Regions from separate parts of the Mus musculus genome. Here region 1 is linked to region 2. A link is a loop called in an ENCODE intact Hi-C map of the cell type or tissue named here. Cell type or tissue: left cerebral cortex. All regions are shown on one strand. Each heading gives the region's core, and the rest is flanking DNA. Links, peaks and the distances in the headings are about the cores only.

Region 1 (6,341 bases), core at 712-5,711, 170 kb after region 2:
CTACAGAGGAACTCGAGGACCTGGCCAAAGGTAACGGGAATGGTTAGCCAGTGCCAGCAGTTCATTCCCACTCACTTGTAACAGACATCTGCACGGACAGCACTGTCCCAGCAGATAGCCTAGTGTGTGCCTATATTTAGCATGTGTCCTATTCAGATTCCTTCACTGTTGAGAAACATAACTGGGAGTACTTCCTTCTGAGTTGCTTGATGCCACGGTCAGTAGGCATGGGCTGCAGTCAGGACATTTGAATCTAAATCCTGTCCTACACATAATAAGTTTCTGTTGGAAAAAAAAAAAAAAAAACTAATCCTGGCTTTAGATGAGTTATTTAACCTTTCTGGGATTTCTTTGAAAAAAAATGAGGATAAATGAACTGACTTCAGAACCTGTGGAAAACTTAGTGAATGCACATGAGGTTTTGCTGGGTGGCAGAATTGCTCAGTACATCGCCTTGTTACCCCTGGCTTCTCCAGACAGAAGGCAGTTCTCACACTGCTTGTGGCATGTAGGGATGCTCTGACTGGGACTGGGAAATGCCTGAAGGAAAGTGATTTCTAAGCAAGCTCAGGAGTTCTCAAAGCAACCTCTTCTCCAGGCAACCAAAGGGTCTTTAGCATCAGAGAAAGAGATTCTTTTTTTTATTTTTAAGATTTACTTTATTTATTATATGTAAATACACTGTAGCTGTCTTTAGACAAGGGAATCAGGTCTTGTTACGGATGGTTGTGAGCCACCATGTGGTTGCTGGGAATTGAACTCAGGGCCTCTGGAAGAGCAATCAGTGCTCTTAACCGCTGACCATCTTTCTAGTCAAGAGATTAAGTTAGCAAACTAATAAGCAAGAAATCCTAAGTAACTTAGAGTAACCAAACAACTACTAAGATAGAATACTGATAGCCACTCCCCCATAATGCTAGGCATTGGGCAAAAATCACATAACCCATTAAAACATCCCTACTTAGATCCCAAGCTTAAACACAGATCCCAGCCGTCTGTCTTGTCTATGAACAGAGAATAGAAGAAAGCAGCTCCAGGTCTCACTGTAAAGTCTCTTACTTGATCAAAGAGGGTCCTGTTCACAAACAAGGTATTGTCAGGCTTTGCGAGCTGACGAGCGAGGAACGTAAAGAGACACCCCACTTGTGACGGGGTAAAATCTGAATTCTCCACCATAACCTGGTGAGCAAAAGAAACTGGTTAGCAATACTCTATCTGGTATGCACACCTATCAATAAGGAAAAAAAAGAATGCTGCTTTGAGCTTAAAAGCCCAATAACCTGACAGTGAAGAAATCCCAGGAAGGAAGTCACTTACAACCACCTTCCTGGCGTGGCTGCTTTCTGTGGAATCTGCAGACAGCCCTGGAGTTGGTGGCTTGTGAATTGACTTTTATAACCATATACAACAGGTTTCCAGTCACAGCCATTCCTCTGGATTAGCTTTGTTTTCCAGATGGACTTATGTCCTAAGTCCCCACGATATGTATGGTGATCTGACAGGGGCCTTTCAGGGAGTTGTGGTGGTAAGCATAGATTGTCAACTTGACAGAATCTAGAATCACCTGGGAGACAGACCTCTGGGCCTGCCTGTAGAGGGTTATCTTGATCATATTAATTGAGTGGAAGAGCTGCCCACCATGGGTGGCACCATCCCCTGGCTAGGATCCTGTCCACAAGAGAGAAGACAACTGAGCAGCAACATTTGGAATCATGAACTAAGAAGGAAGGTGAGTCAGATAAACATCCTAAAATGTGTCATCAGATCATATCGTTATAAAGGCACAAAAACATCACAGAAGCCCAATGTTTAAAAAAAAAAAAGCAACTCACAACAGAATAGCACCTTAGATTCACTGCTACAGAAGAAATCTGTGAGAAAACAAGAAAGAAACAGCTTCTAAGCCAAGCTCTGAAGTCTTAAGTGGAACCTTTGCCAAGGAAACATCAACTGAGAGAAGCAAGAGCAAAGGCGTGTGTGAAGACTGGAAGACAGAGGAGTCTGCCAGGGAAACCCTAAGTTCTACTGGAATGTAGAAGCAGAATGAGGATAAATCAGATGGCAGCTTCAGAAATCTGGAACATCTGACACAGACTGTAGGATGACCAGAGGGGCTGAAATGGAGAGTGGACTGTGATAAGGACTGTACAAGTAGGGGATTACAGGGCCAGGAGACCAACGTGTGAGGGACCGCATGGGCCCAAGGAAGGGGTCCTGACTGCAGCAGTGATGAGAGCCGAAGCCCAGTGCAGAGAGCAGCCGCACAAGTGTTCCTACATGTGGAAAATGTAGCAGACACATTCTGTACATTGTCAGTAGGTGGATAATCCTGCCATTAACAGAGAATGAAGGCAGACATGTGTGGTTGAAGGTTCCGTACTGTCGAGGGCTGGCATGTTGAATTAACCGGGGTAAACTTAGCACAAGAGAGGGTTTAGAATGCACATCCACTGTAAGACTTCCAAGTTCCACCCTTTATCCTCCATTTAGAGACATAAAGTATGAGTCTTTGCCTGCTATAAAGCCTTCCTACTTTGGAAGCCCTCCTGCTTTACTGTGACAGTCAGCACTTGTTAAGTGTGTTGTCATTGCCAAGTTATATTACCAAGAAACACAGCCTTGAGTTACACTTCCAGCTCTGCACTCCCTGTACATGTAAGGTGCCAGCCAGCTCCCTGCACACAATACACATGACCTTCAGAGCTCTCCATGGCTCAGTCTCCGCCCTGCTTGGTGTCCAAGGTCCCTTTTCTAGGATTCCAATCTTAGGGCCCATCTAGTGCTCTTCTGAGCTGTATCCCTTCCTTCTGCCCTGTACACACACCCTGACAAGAGCAGCTCCAGTCACAACTGACTCTTTTGCCCACTCAGTCAATATCTGATTCCATCCTACAACATCTCTATGCTTTCCTCCAAAATATTTCAAAGGCCATGATTACAAAATTTCCTGGATATCACTTAGTCTCAAGTTGTTTTCCCTATGTGTGCAACCATACAGTACATAACAAGCCCATCTACCCCCATCAGTCTACTCTCAACACTCCTGCCAAAGTACACTTCAACACAAGCCTGTCACTGGAAAGCAGAGACCTCTGTTCTCTTCACTGCTCTGAGGCAGTAGGACTGTAACACAGGAAAGAACAGGACCTCCTGACAGTCTGGGGGAGTTACAGAGCTCCAGTCTCTGCATCTGGATCATCCTTCCAGACTAGAATAGATACAAATTCAAATCCCAACTTCACTAATGTATAAATGCTTCTTAAACACCTACCAGATTTCAGGCATGGTAGAGCACACACTCTGGGCATGCTACAATAATCGGGCCTCGGTGGACACAGTAAACACAGTATAACATAATTAATAAAGTTGATATAAAAATGCCATTAGCAGTAATCCTCAGTTTCTACCTTCACGAAGCTCAAGGTGAGACAGGAAAATCTATAAACGTATCTAATACAACGTGTAAGTGCAGATCAAAGCAACTTGAAAATACAAAGGAGCTCTAACCAAAATAGAAGCTTGTGGGAGGATGTAGAAGACGGTCAGCAATCTAGCAGAGAAAGGAGGAAAGAGGCTTGACTGGCTGAAAGAACATAAGTCATGATGATGACACATGGGTGAAGAGAATACAGAATAGCTCATGTGTGGAGGAGGAGGGGGTGGTGAGAAAAAGAATCAGCTACTGAGCAGCCAGAGACTATGAAGTACAGAGGATCTTAGACGTCACATTACATCACTGATGGATATAGCATCAAAGTGGACCAAGCTAGGCCATAGTTCCAGTATGGTTTGTTCCCCCCAAAGGTGTATGAGCTGGAAGCTTGGTTTCTGTGAAAACAGTGCAGTTTGGGTCTAGTTGGCAGAAGCTGTATGCTCGCAGACATCATTGAGGAGATAATGCTGGGCTGTCATAAAGGGCTATGCCTGATCCCTGTATAGAACCTCTCTGACTTTCCCTCACACACACGGACACCATGGTGCCATCCACCACAATATGACAAAGCCAAGGGGACATTTACTGGAAGCCAATCAGGTGAGACTACTCAATTTTAAGGTTTCAGCTTCCAACACTGTATGCTAAATAAACCACTTTTCTGTATAAAGTCCCCAGGTCTATCTTACGGTAAAACTGCACTAACATACACTCAAGTATCTGTTCTTCACTCCTAACTGATAAATAGAACTTTTAATTTTTAGCTGAGCATATGGTAACCCAAAATCCTTTAGTCTCTCTTCATAGCTTTCAAAGTTCTGGATAACATGATATATTTTTTAAATTATTTTACATATATGAATACACTGCCAGTGTCTTCAGACACACCAGAAGAGGGCATCAGATCCCATTACAGATAGTTGTGAGCCACCATGTGGATGCTGGGAATTGAACTCAGGATCTCTGGAAGAGCAGTTAGTGCTCTTAACCACTGAGCCATCACTCCAGCCCTGGATAACATGATATTATAAGCAGCTTTATAGTATACAACTTCAAAGACATTTCCTTAAAGACACATGTCCTTCTGACACTGGCTTGCTAGCTGCGGAGTAACAGCTGAACCATCGGAAACCCTGTGCTAAGTTTAACAATAAAACGAGCTCAGTGCCTGGGGTCTGAGTCTCTCCCCTGGATCAGGTTGCCTACCTCCAGCTTAAAAACCACACATTCCTATCACAGTTAAACTACTGCCATTTTAAGTTATCTCACAGGTTAATTTAATTCTAACTGACCTAGCAGAGAGCTACAGAAAAATACCAGATAGAAAAAAGACAGGGTTACAAATAGGTAGACTATCTGGGAATCGAGGTGGAATTCTTTATATTAACTACCTGGATCTAACTGGTTTTATTTGAGAATTTGAAAATTCTATTCCCATAGCCATCACCTCTTATCTTACAAGGCTCATAAATAGCTGAGCTGAGATGATTTATGTACTGTGCTCTGCATAGTACAAAGAATACTATAGATGCGACTTGCTTACGCTACATATAACTAGAGGATATTTTCACTCCAGCTTCTTGACCAAAGAATCTAAAAGGAAGTAGCCTCCTTTTTATGGGCTGATGAAAAGTGACAACCGAAATCCTCTGAAGAGCAGTGCCAACACAAAGGACAGGGGCTGGTCTGTCTCTGCACACGCTTACAGCAACAGCGTGGATCCTAAAATAAGTCTTTCCTGACTCTGAAGCTGGACTGGGACAGTCCTCAAATCATCTTTATGTGTCACCCATCATCCCAATCAATGCCACAGCAGAACATGGCATGGCCATAGTAACCAAATGAGCCTGGGAAGGACAGAGATTGCTGGCATGAATTACTTCTTAAGCTGTCTCTATTATTGCACACAATCATACTAATAAAGCAATCGTCACATTGAGCACTTCTCAAGTCTTGCAACCTGTATCCAAGCATCCAGGTTAGGCTTAACACTAGGACACATCGTTAATATTTCATTCACCGCTGGAGGACCAAACCCCATAATATAATACTAGTGCTACAACAAATGGCTCCATTAAACAAGTTATTTCAAATCCTACTCTAAAAATTTCAATTAGCTTAATATAGCACCAATCAATAGAAAGACATGCACTCTTTGAATGCTTACCTTCAATAAAATATCCACAATGCGCTGCTGGTATTCCACAGCTTGCTTATCATTTTTAAAGTCTTCAAAGGTCTAAATAGTGAAAGAAAAAACTTAAGTAACTGTTATTTGCTAATTTTAGGAGGAAACAAATTACTAGATCTCCTTGTCTTTAGCAGAACTGACTTTATTTCCTTTTATAAAATAACACCTAGATGATCATTAAAGCATTTGTGAAATAAAATGACAAATGTCCATATTCTAATTTTTAAGGAATATTATCTACTAATATTCTTCATTTCAGATACATTTTGTGAAGAAAATACGCATTCAGAACGTTATCCCCACCATACACACACACATATACATATGGGGAGGGGGTGTTATCCATGTGTACAGGTCCTTCAGAGACCAGAGCTACTAGGTCCTGGAGTTGGAGTTACAGGTGGTTGTTAGCCACCTGACATAGGTGTGAGAATTAAACTTGGGTCCTCTAGAAGAATAGTAAAAGCTCTTAACCACTGAGCCATCTCTCCAGCCCCCTTTCCTCTTCTTAAGACTATTTTATGTGTGAGTGTTTTGCCTATACACATGTATGTTTATCATATCTGCCTAGTACCAGTAGCAGCCAGAAAAGGACAGCAGATCTCCTGTAACAGGAGCCACAGATGGCTGTGAGCTGCCATATTGTTGCTAGGAATGGACCCCAAGGCCTCTGCAACAACGGTAAGTACTCATAACCACTGAGCCTACTCCAGCCCC
Region 2 (6,341 bases), core at 671-5,670:
AAACTTTTCCCCCCTGTTATTTAGGAGGATATGGTTTACAAGGAGAGCTACAATATGTAACAAATCTTTATTTGCTTTTAATTGAGAATATTTGAATGTCTTAGTTGAGTTTATAAATTAAAGGATAGAAAATCCTTGCTTTTCCTTATAAATTCAAGGTACCTGGAGAGCGAATATTGATTTTGTTGTTCCTCTGCTGATGAGGACAAACAGGATGTTCTTGCTTCTCGCTGAAAGTGTGGCTTCAGAGTAGGAAATATGAGAGCTAAAGTGTACCTGTTGGATGAATTTAATGGCAGTCTACCTCCTGCAGAAGTCCTGTTCTTACTGTGGGATGCGGATGCGGAGGAGTTAAGATGGCCCCAGTCATTGCCTTTCTTACTTCCCTCTCCAGGTAGAGTTGACTTCTGGGAAGCTTGCGTCTAGTCAGACAGATTGTTCCTCATTAATGAACCTTGATTCTCACAATGTCTTCCTTACAAGGAGATGAAAACGAACTTACCACATTCCTTCATCTGTTCTTACCTTATGAAGTCGAGTGTGTTTTCGGGTGGGTACATGGGTGTGTGCACTCGCATATGAGCCATGACTCACGTGCGGAGGTCAGAGGACAACTTTGTGTAATTTGGGGAACCTATCTTAGGTCATCAGGCTCATGGGGCAAATGCCTTCAACTCACGAAAACGTATTGTTATGTCTCTTCCTACTGTATCTTATACAACAGTCTAATGTTTCAGCCAAATTATGGCTGCCTCAACTCTTTGGATATGCATATTTAAATATACTAAGAATTTCTTGCATATGGGCCATTCTTTCTCTGAATCCCTGGCTATTCTTGAGGGAAGTAGGTTTTCCAAAACAGGTTTGAACTTGGCATGCATTGAGTGGCTGAGGAGAGATGTCCACCATTTTTCCACTGAGACTGTTGTTTTGTCCTGCTTCTGAGCTGCCATTGCCTTCTGTCCTTCCGCTTACAGGATAGCACCCGTGTACCTAACTATCTGGGTGGTTTTGTTCTGAACACATGTGCTGGGGGTAGGTGAGAAGCCCCTGAGTTCTGGGCTGGTCAGTGTGGAGCAAGACACCGCCTCTCATCTTTGAGGTGCTGCTCTGCCCTAGCCCTTCCTATACTTCATCACACCAGGCTAGCTGCTGCCCCCTCAAGCTGAGCTTGCTGTCTGCTAAAGCCACTAAGTAGGCTTTAAAAACTGTGGCAATTGATCCACGCCTTGCCCTTCTCAAAGCTGCATGTGTGGCTTTGGAGACAAGCACTGATCCCTTAGGGACGTCTTCCTGTTACCTTTTATTTGAGCGAGAACAGGTCCGTTTTTCTAAGTCTTATGATTTTAGTCTTGGCTCTTTTATTGGGTGTGCATTGGTTCTGTCTGTTTTCATGTGTATGTTATTCCTCCTGCATTCATGTCATTGTGCCTGTAGTAAACATCCCTCTCTTCACTCTAGTTATTGATAAAGTGTAATGTGACAGGAGAAGGCACCAGAGTCCTGAAGTCTGCCGATGGCCCTGCCCTAGAAGCTGATGGAAGTCATTAAGGAGCACTTGTAAAGGCTGGTTGCCTCATGCACGGTTTTCCATCTTGTGTTGTCATGTCCCTCTGGGTAAATGGCCAACTATAATGCTGCAGTCCCACTAACACAGGGATTGCTGCTGCCTCTTGATCTGTGCTCCGATTATGCGCAATCCTCTTTAAAAAAAAAAGGAATTAGATTGAGCTCAGATAACTCAGATTGGTTTCACAATGTTTTCTCTTTTCTTCTCTAAGAGACCAGAGACTGATTTTAAATAATCTAAATTTAGGAAAGGACTGCCAAATCAGCTAGTTCTTTCTGATCTCTCTCTCTCTCTCTCTGGTATCTGAGGGTATATACATGTATGTAATATCTGTACATAGTATCTGTGTTTACATATGTGTACATGTGTGCATATATGTGTGTGCAGTGTCCATATGTATGTGTAATATATATGTGCATAGTGTGTGCTTGTATGTGAGTGAGGGTATGTGTGTGTAGTGTCTTTTGTGTGTGTGTACATCTGTGTGGATGTGCGATTGTGTATGTGTGGTGCCTCTGTGTATACATATATGTACATAATATTTATGTCTGTACATATCTGTGTGTTGGTGTGTGAGTGAGGGTACGTGTGAGTCCCTATGTCTGTCTCCACTTTCTACCTTGTTTGGGTCAGAGTCTCTGTCATCTGCAGACTGGCTGGTCGGTAGGAATACTAAGGCTGCAGCCACAGGCATCCACACTTGGCTTTGTGGTCTGCAGATCTGAACTTAGGACTTCTCGCTTGCATGGCAAGAACTTTGCTTGCTGAGCCGTGTTCTCAGACCTTCATCTTTCTTGCTGTGCCAAGCTCCCACTCCTTCTCCATGCTTCTTGCACTGGCAGTGGTTCAGGGGTCTCATTCATGAGCAGATGTGGCACTCAAAGCTGCCAGGTGTGCTATTTCTGTCTCCTAACTTGGTCGGGTACCAATTCTTAACACCTTTTTACCAAAATACATTTTTTAAAAAAACTTGAGTAGAATTGGTTAATGTATTTGAGAACCTTATTTTCTGGCAAGATTCTTTTTAATCTGTTGTATAGAGCTTATATATTTTCTCTTCATGAGATGTTACAGAAATAGAATACAATATGAAGAAAGCTTCGTCTAGGACCTAGCAAAATCAAGTAACTTCCCCACAGGCATATAGCTAGTTAGCAATAGAGCTTGTACCTGGATCCAGATGTGCCTGATGCTGGAATAGTGACTCAAAACCAAAACAGAGGGATCTAAAGTTAGTGAGCGGAACCAACAGTTCTTAGGTCCCTTAGAGACAGTGATGGGGAAAGTGTCACTTACAGTGATAATCCAGAGGCATGAGAGCTGTAAAGAGGTCACTGGATTTGGAGAATGAGATTCAAGCGAGGGGTTATGAAAGAGAAAGTGAAGGGAAGGTGTCAGGCAGGGTTGAGTGGGTGTGCACGATGTGATGTAGGTGCCACCAGCAGAACCGAGAGTTGGCTTCATAAAGTCACACAATAGATGAGCTCCGTTTTCATGCAGAACAAATCTCAGCAGTGTCTGTTCCTTTCAGGTTGAAAGCAGTCAGAGTGGCACTTGATGGCACCTAAGATGGTATTAGCATATCTAAAGAAAGACTGTCTAGGAGAGGGATGGAGACAGAGAGACTGAGCTGGAAGTGTTTTTCAGGACCCTGCCTAATGGGTGGTAAGCCTGGTGTTCTAGCAAGGCTATCTGAAATCTGAAACACTTAGATAGTTTAATTCCTATGTATTTGTTTCCTATACAGAGATAAAGAGCTGATTAGAGAATTCTGCTGTTAAAACTTCAGGGCAGATCTGCTTTGTTGGTAAGTTAGCATTGTAGTCTTTGTTAGTCTAGTGTTCTCTTTCCCCACTTCTCTAGGAATCTCAAATAGTTGCTTTTTCATGTCCTCAGGCAATGCCCAGCTGCTTCTCCTGAAGGATAGCTCTGTCATACTTGTTACTGTAGCTACAGGGAATATATTCAACGTGATAGCAAAACATAGCCAGAGAAGAGGGTAGAACAGTTAACTTGTAATTTTTATTTCTTTGTACGATTCAAAGTCCTGACCTTGACTGGTGGTTAAAGAAGAAAAGCCCAGGTGTTAAGGGGAGATTTGGACTGATGTTCTGGGCGAGTCCATTCTGAGTTGACCGAGCTGGAGAAAGTTGATAGGTGTCATCACATCACACTTGTACTCAGGAATGTGTCAACCCCACCAATAGCATAAAATGGGATGCTTATCTACACATGCTGAAGTCTTTCTATATGAGTCTCTGTTAACTCACACACTGCAAACAGAGCAAACTGAGCAATGCTGAGAACAGCAACGTAAACATAAATATTTAGCAGACAGTTTTGATAACGTGTTCAGTTAGTAAAACAACACAAAGAGGATCTTCATTAGGGCCTATGACGTCTGTGCATTCTGACCAGGTTTATAATATATTGTGTGATAAAATACTCTGACAAAAGTGTGGTGGTTTGAATGAGATGTCACCTGTAAGTCTCAGGCATTTGAATACTTGGTCTCCCGTTGGTGGCTGGTAGTTATCTGGGGAGAATCAGAAAGTATGTTACTGGGAGCTGGGCTTTGAGGCTTCAAAGGACACTTGCCATTTTGAGTTAGCTCTCTGAACTTCCTGTTTGTGGTTTGAGATGTGATCTCTGAGCGGCTCCTGCAACCATGCCTTTGCGCAACCATCATGGATGCTAACCTTCTGGAACCATACGCCCAATGGCATGCTTTGTTTTATAAGTTGTCTTTGTCATCGGGCTTCACAGCCACAGGAAAGTAGCTAATACAGAAAGCAACTGAGGCAGGAAGAATTAATTTTAGCTCCCAGTTCATGGCATAGTCTACCACGGCAGGAAAGTCAAAGGAACAGGGGGTTTGAACAGCTGTTCAGATTACATCTAAAATAAGGAGAAAAGAGCAATGAATGCATGTTGTGTGAGGCTCTATTATTTCAAATTTATATAGTTCAGAATCTACACACCAAACAGGGTTCCCACTTAGAGTTAAAATGAGTCTTCCTACATCAATTACTGTAACCGAAATAATCCCCCATAGGCATGTCCAAAGGTCCATCTCTCAGATGATGCTAGATTCTGCCAAGTTGAAAATTAATATCACACAGCACGAGGTATGCGTTCCCTCCCATGGGCCTATAATTCAATTACAATGTGGTTAGTTACTCCATACCTGTCTTGCTGTTATTGTATAGGTGAGCACATCTTGCCTGGCAGGCCAGTATTTTAATACACAGGTTTCACAGCTGGGTAAGACTGTAGATGACTTTTCTCTGACAGCAGCCTACATAGAACCTTCTGGCATTATGAAAGCTAGCTATCAGGGCTAAAGCTTCCATCTCATTTCCAGTGTGATTTGTCTATGTCCTGTATCCAAGATATGTGGTGTCTCACTGTCAAGTTCTTATGATCAAACGAGTTTTGGCAATAACCTGTATTGTTTTGGGGACCTCTTGGGAACTGTTATCAGTTACCTGGCACTGGTAACTTAGGGCTTTTGGGAGAAGCATTATCTACCCGTGCTGTATACTTCCATTTAAACTTTGTTTTCCTTTTTTTTTTTCGAGACAAGGTTTCTCTGTGTAGCTCTGGCTGTCCTGGAACTCACTTTGTAGATCAGGCTGGCCTTGAACTCAGAAATTTGCCTGCCTCTGCCTCCCGAGTGCTGAAATTAAAGGTGTGGTGCCACCACGCCCGGTTAACTTTGTTTTCCTTTTAGTTGCAATTTTGGTTTGTGTACCAGACTGGATCTCTCCATATAACTGTGGTTGTTCTGGAACTTGCTATGTAGAACACGCTGGCTGCAAACTCATCACAATTGGCTTTAAGTTGTATTTTAAGTTAGTTTTCATAATAGGTTTCTCTGTGAGTTTCTCACACATCTTTCTTTTGGCTAACTCTCCCAATCTCTCTTCGTTCCCAGACTCCCATGTCTATACCAACTTCATTATTTCCGCTCTTGGTATTCCTTCCCTGTACCGTGCACTGCATGCGTTCTGATGTCCCCTCTCCCCTGAGGCTTCCTTGCCTAGCCCCCAACAGTGGTCCCTTTCTAGCTTCCTGGCCTCTAAGGTCACGCACGTCAAGGTAAACATACAAATCTAAAATCTGAAATCTAGGGCCTGCATCTGAGTGAAAACATCGAGTTTGTCTTTCCGCACTGTGTGACCTCAGTCAGGGTGATGTTTTTCAGTTCCGTCCATTTTCCTGCAAATTTCATAATTGGTGTCATGTTCCATACACTCATTATCCCCTCACCAGTTGGCGACATCCAGCTTGATTCCATTTCACAGCTATTTTGAGCAGAGCAGCAATGATCAAGATGGGTGAGCGTCTCTAGAGTCGGAAGTGGGATCCTTTAGGCACATTCTCAGAAGTGGTATAGCTGAGTCATATGAGAGCTCTATTTTTAGCTTTTGAGAAACTTCCACACTACTTTCCATAGAGGCTACACAAGTTTACACTCCTGCCAACAGTGAATAAGGATTCCCCCTCTTCCACGTCCTTTCCAGCATTTGCTATCATTTGATTTCTTTTTTTCAACTTAAAGCACTTTAGAGAACACACAAATACTGTATTCACATAACTTTCCCCTCCTCCTCTTCCAACTCCAACTTCTATCATGTCTCCTGCTCCATCTCAAATGATATCTTCTATAATTACACATACCAAAAAGCCCCCCAAATCTACTGAGTCTATTTTGTGGTGTTCTCATGGGATGATGGACTGGGATTGGATAATTTATTAGGTGGCTTGT

The links. A loop is a pair of places that touch in the nucleus more often than their neighbours do. Peaks named below come from ENCODE experiments on the same cell type or tissue, not always from the same donor. Only the 100,000 strongest peaks of a DNase experiment are listed, where the experiment ranks them.
Region 1: a loop joins it to region 2, with 1.8 times the contacts of the local background. A loop is called at or near these places in 1 of 42 quality-filtered maps.

Annotation. Positions count from the first base shown.
Region 1 is chr16:21,521,215-21,527,555 of GRCm38, reverse strand. Vps8 (VPS8 CORVET complex subunit) reads right to left here. Exons shown (of 47, transcript NM_001285893.1): 28 at 5,601-5,672; 29 at 1,060-1,179; 30 at 1-20. Among named protein-coding and RNA genes, the nearest start is that of Vps8, 100 kb to the right of the region's middle. In left cerebral cortex, for the core only: no CTCF peak of the experiment used is centred there; DNase peaks (open chromatin) are centred at 1,984, 2,465, 3,149 and 3,638; H3K27ac peaks cover 2,879 bases.
Region 2 is chr16:21,687,218-21,693,558 of GRCm38, reverse strand. All of the region lies in intron 1 of 2510009E07Rik (RIKEN cDNA 2510009E07 gene), which reads left to right. Among named protein-coding and RNA genes, the nearest start is that of 2510009E07Rik, 4.3 kb to the left of the region's middle. In left cerebral cortex, for the core only: no CTCF peak of the experiment used is centred there; DNase peaks (open chromatin) are centred at 2,472 and 2,929; H3K4me3 peaks cover 1,381 bases.